Linked DNA regions of Homo sapiens: region 1 is linked to region 2. Evidence: read pairs that join two places in POLR2A ChIA-PET (ENCODE). Cell type or tissue: Caco-2. All regions are shown on one strand.

Evidence for each region. ChIA-PET counts read pairs that join two places held together with the same protein. Peaks named below come from ENCODE experiments on the same cell type or tissue, not always from the same donor. Only the 100,000 strongest peaks of a DNase experiment are listed, where the experiment ranks them.
Region 1: POLR2A ChIA-PET joins it to region 2 with 13 read pairs; 1 of 35 experiments calls an interaction of 5 or more read pairs at or near these places.

What each region holds. Positions count from the first base shown.
Region 1 is chr12:105,444,423-105,446,922 of GRCh38, reverse strand. No RefSeq gene overlaps it. Among named protein-coding and RNA genes, the nearest start is that of C12orf75, 110 kb to the right of the region's middle. In Caco-2, no CTCF peak of the experiment used is centred here; a DNase peak (open chromatin) is centred at 1,122.
Region 2 is chr12:106,106,064-106,108,563 of GRCh38, reverse strand. NUAK1 (NUAK family kinase 1) reads left to right here. Exons shown (of 7, transcript NM_014840.3): 2 at 2,039-2,159. Among named protein-coding and RNA genes, the nearest start is that of NUAK1, 32 kb to the left of the region's middle. RefSeq lists enhancers at 1-197, 198-941, 942-1,687. In Caco-2, no CTCF peak of the experiment used is centred here; a DNase peak (open chromatin) is centred at 1,513.

The DNA.
Region 1 (2,500 bases), 660 kb after region 2:
GTGCCATGCTGGTGCGCTGCACCCACTAACTCGTCATCTAGCATTAGGTATATCTTCCAATGCTATCCCTCCCCCCTCCCCCCACCCCACAACAGTCCCCAGAGTGTGATGTTCCTCTTCCTGTGTCCATGTGTTCTCATTGTTCAATTCCCACCTATGAGTGAGAATATGTGGTGTTTGGTTTTTTGTTCTTGTTTGTGCTTTGGGTGGAACACAGGGGTAGGTGTTCAACCATGAGCTATAATCCTGGACATGTGACCCAAACCTAGCCAATCAGAACATCACATCCTCCTAGACACAGCAATTGGTTCTGAGATGGACACGTAATCCAAGCCATGGCAATCAGTCCAATTGGAGCCAATCCTGAGTCTTTTGTTTGAACAACCGGAAAGAGTTGGTGAGAACCAGACTCTTTTCCACTGGTCTTGGGGAAGCAACCCTGCAAGCCAGGAATAACCTAAGGCCATCAGCAGAGGACGGCCATCAGCAAGGAAATCAACCCAAAGGAAGCAGAACACAGAGAAGGAGAAATATCAGGTCTTGAAGACATGTTTGGAGCCCCTGGATCTAGCTATACCTGAACTCACATTGCCCCTGGACTGTTGCCATGTGACCCAACAAAGTCTTTTTTTTTTTACTTAAATTAGTTTGACTTTCCTGTCACTTGCAGCAAAGAAGACCCTGATTAATACTCTATTTTCTGAAAACATCTGAGTTTTTTGATGCCTTTAACCTAAGAATTTCAGCTTTAATACACTATATGAGTAATTAATGATGCAGGTCTCAGGAGGGTGAAGCAGGAGTTACCAGGTCACAAAGGCCCCAAGGGTAACATGTGAAGATCTAGACATTTCTACAGCATAACTAGTGATAACTGTGAAACTTCCAAGGACTCAAGTGGTTAAAGTTAACTGTATCTGAAATTCAAACACTAACTGGAATTAGTCACATTTAACTGGAATTAGAATGCATTAGGTCACCTATTTCCATTGTAATACCAAATTAGTTCCCATTAATTGGCCCCTATTTATTTTCAATCACATGCTTCTGTCAGATATTTGTACTGGCATTTCAGTCAGGAAGACGTTAGCTAGGCCTAATTGCTCAGACTGTATTTCACAGACAGCCTGTGCTATCAGATAGCTCTGGAAAGAAAACAATAGATGGCTTAACATGCAACTCTAGGAATGTCAGGTATGTGGTCATAAAATCTAATAATTTCAGAGCAGGGAGAGCCTTAGATTAGCTGCTAACCTTCCCTATGGCCCAAAACATTAAGTGGCCCCACAGCTAAAGTCATTTCTGACTGTTTTTTAAAAGACATTTTCTTAAAGAGTAAAAATCATGACTGTCATACAAATAGAAAATGAACACGTCAAAGGTTTTATTTTATTCACCAATTAATGAGGAAACCCTAAGGTGTTAAACTGGTTCAAAGGAGAATTCAAAGACCAGACGCCTATGTAGGCAATCAGAAATGCCCAGCAATGAGGAAATGCATTTGTTAATAGATGCAAGACTGGTTTTCTCCACCAAACATTCATTTGCATTGACTGTGGATGAGAATCATTTACATTACTATGGTTTTTTTTTTTTTTTTTCATTTACAGAGTTATAAAATAGCTCAAAGACAGTGAAAGGCGCAGACTACTATGAACTTAAAGAACCCAAATTAAAGTACTGGATAGCACCCAGCCATATGACACCAGCCATATGACACCCAGTAATTCTCTCCTTGCCATTCAAAAATTTTTAGTTTTTCCTTTCAGTATATGATGTTTGCATTAACCAAAATATATTACACGTTATTAGAGCATTTTTGTGGTTTTTGAAAAACCTCACTGAGCCTCAGTTTCCTCATTTTGAAAGAAAGGAAATTGTAATATTCATCTTGTAGGGTGTGGTAAAGATTAAACGCAATAATGTCTGGGAAATCCCCTAGAACAGCACACCCAGAACCTAGTTTAGGGAAAAATTTATGCTTCAATGGAAAACTATGCATTGTCTAGGGTATAACCTTCCAGATAATCTGATTCTGATTCTATGGGAGCTCTGTAACTGTATTACTGCCTAATAAAGTTACAGTCATTTATCTAAGTACTGTAGTAATTACAGTACTTACATTCAGTAATTTTGTCCATAGACATGAAAATAAATTCTGTCTGTTAGGGAGAGAACCTGTCTCTTCCCCCGACAATAAAGCCAGTTTTGCAGTCGCTTGCAAATTTATTTCATTATTTCTGATCTATAAAAGTCTTTGTGGTTTGACTTCTCCTTTAAACCAATTGTAACATCTGTCAAAGGCTGGCTCCGCTAATACCACAGACACAACCTCTTGATAAGACAAAGCTGAGTTCATTGCTTACTGCAGTAAAGGAAACACTCTTAGGAGCAGCAAATCCATACGGGTCTACAGCAACCTCAATTCTTGCCTCCTCAGAGAAAGAATTTGACATAAGGCAAAGGAAAGGGCATAAGACAGAGTGAGAGACGGAGGCAA
Region 2 (2,500 bases):
ACAGCCCTTCCTCAGATAAAATAAAGCCATCCAGTCATATCTTTACATTTGACGTAAGTGAAGGGAAGTTTTTCTTGCCCTATACTGAATGGGGCTGTGGTGAGGACTTGGGGTAGCTCTGAGTCTGGCTCTCTGCTGAAAAGGGGCCTTTAAGCTGGAAGGCTCATTCATCTCCATGCAGCCTCCTTCTATCCAGCCATGGGTCCACCCAGGGTCGAAGGGAGGTGGAGCCTGCCCCTGGGTTTACAGCAGGGCCCCCTGTGTTTTATATTTGTTTAGCTATTCCTCTATTGCCTGTGTAGATAGATGTTAAAGGAATTCTTAATCTTCTTACTATTATGCTTGTCGTGGCAGTATTATTTAACTGGGGTGGTTCCCCCTTTTTTTTTCCCCAGTTCTGCTACCACCTCTCTGGTCTGAGCTTGCATCAATTAATAACAGCAACCCTCCCCTCCCTCTAGCTTCCCTCCTTTCCTCCTTCCCTTCATCTTTCCTTCGTTTTTTATCTACCTGCCTACCTGCCTACACTAAATGTTTTCCCGGGTCTACCGTATGCCAAGCATGGTGTTAAGGACTGGAAGTTAAATAAAGCAGTGAATAAGATCCCTACCAGTGTAGAGTCAAGTAAAGACACAAATGCTGATTTAATCACAACTGGGGTAAGGACTGCAAAGGAGAAATCCCAGGAGCTGCTAGTCAGACATAACCTGTCTTTTGGGAGGTCAATACATAGCAAAAACAGTCATAACAGCTACCCAGTTCTTGTTGAGTCATAGATGGACTGATGCATTTTAGAAATGTTTTTGTTTGTAGTGCTTGGTGGAGAGCTGGTACAAGTCAGAAGTAGCACGTGCTCCTAAAAGTGAATATATTCCTGCTGAGGCTGGCTGGGGTTGACTGTGTGATAGGCAAGGTGTGGCCGTGGGCTGCTGATAATGAGGACTTTCTTTGCTCCAGATGACTGTATGCCTTTATAATCCAGAAGGATGGTTTAGCTGCCTTTCCCCTAGGAAAGTTTACCTGACCTCCACAGGTGAGAGTTGAGGTCACAAGAGGACCAGCCTGGAAGGGAACTAGGCAGGCTTTCTGATCCGGCAGCAAATTGATTGGTGGGCTTCTTTGTTACCCGTGGATACTCCCTTCCTGAAGTAGTTTTTGGCCCCCTTAGAGCCAATCTGATTAAGTTACTGACCAGCTTGTTTATGAGCAAAGATGAATCCATTGGCGAACACACTTTTCCTTATTAGGTTCCTATTGTCATTCATTGCCTTTTTCTCGGTGTGTTTCTTTTGAGTAATTGCTCCATGTGTTGGCCCTGGCAGGTCTCTGCAGTTTGCATTTGCAACATTGGCACTGAGCTTTGGGAATTGACAGGGGCCGGGCAGGGAGATGAGCTGTCACTACCTTTGTTTTACCCTGATTTGTCTCCAGAAGAGCCCTCTGGTCATACCATGTGCTATTGAAGGTGGCTTGGGCAAGAGGAAGGATGTAGGAAGGAATTCGCTTCTGAGCCCTTGCGTAAACACAGCATAGCCTGGAGTCTTAAAAGCCGAGGCTTGAGGCAGAGCTGGCCTCGAGGTTGGCCAGGCAGTAATGATTTTTTATAGCCACTGCTGTGGCAGCTGCACAGTGGAACTGAGTGGTACCAATTTCACCTAACCATGTTTAATCATCAGTACCCTGTAAACTGAACTTGCCTTTTTTTCTTTTTTCAAAGCATCAGGGTTCTTCGAGTAAACGACTCTGGCCATGTTAAGCAGCCTCTGCTTTATGAAAAAACAAAAACAAAACAAAACAAAAACAAAAACAAAACCACCATCACAAATCCCAGGCTGTCAAACCTGATGTTTTCTGTTGCCAGGAGAAGGGTGTTTTTGCTGTGTATGAAAGACATGACAAGGGGGCATTTCCAAGCTTTGTTTTGGTTATTGTCAGTTCTGCCAACAAGTAACATCTGTATTTATTTTCCAAACTCCCCCAATGGCTGATTTGCATCTGTTTAGCTCTCTGAATAACATTTCATTTCCTGACTTTATAGGTTGCTATAAAATCCATTCGTAAGGACAAAATTAAGGATGAACAAGACATGGTTCACATCAGACGAGAGATTGAGATCATGTCATCTCTCAACCATCCTCATATCATCAGTATTTATGAAGGTCAGTGATTTTTTTTTTTTTTAACCCCCATATCAGTTACCATTTCTCATACCATGGGGCCTGCCAAGACTTTGAGATAATTGCCCTTCTGGGCAGAAGCCAAGTATTTTTCCTCATGATGCAAAAATAGTCGGGTGTTATCTCTTACTTGGTTACCTTGAACACAACCAGACACATGAGTGCAGCTCATTTTGGTCATAAAATATCTCTGGCGGATACCTTATTCTGTCTTCTTAATTCCTTGGCAGTTGCTAAGCAACCCACCTTATTGAAAGCCAGTTTGTGAGACAGCCCTGGTTTCTGAAAAATGACAGTTTGCTGGGTGACCAAATAACAGTGGA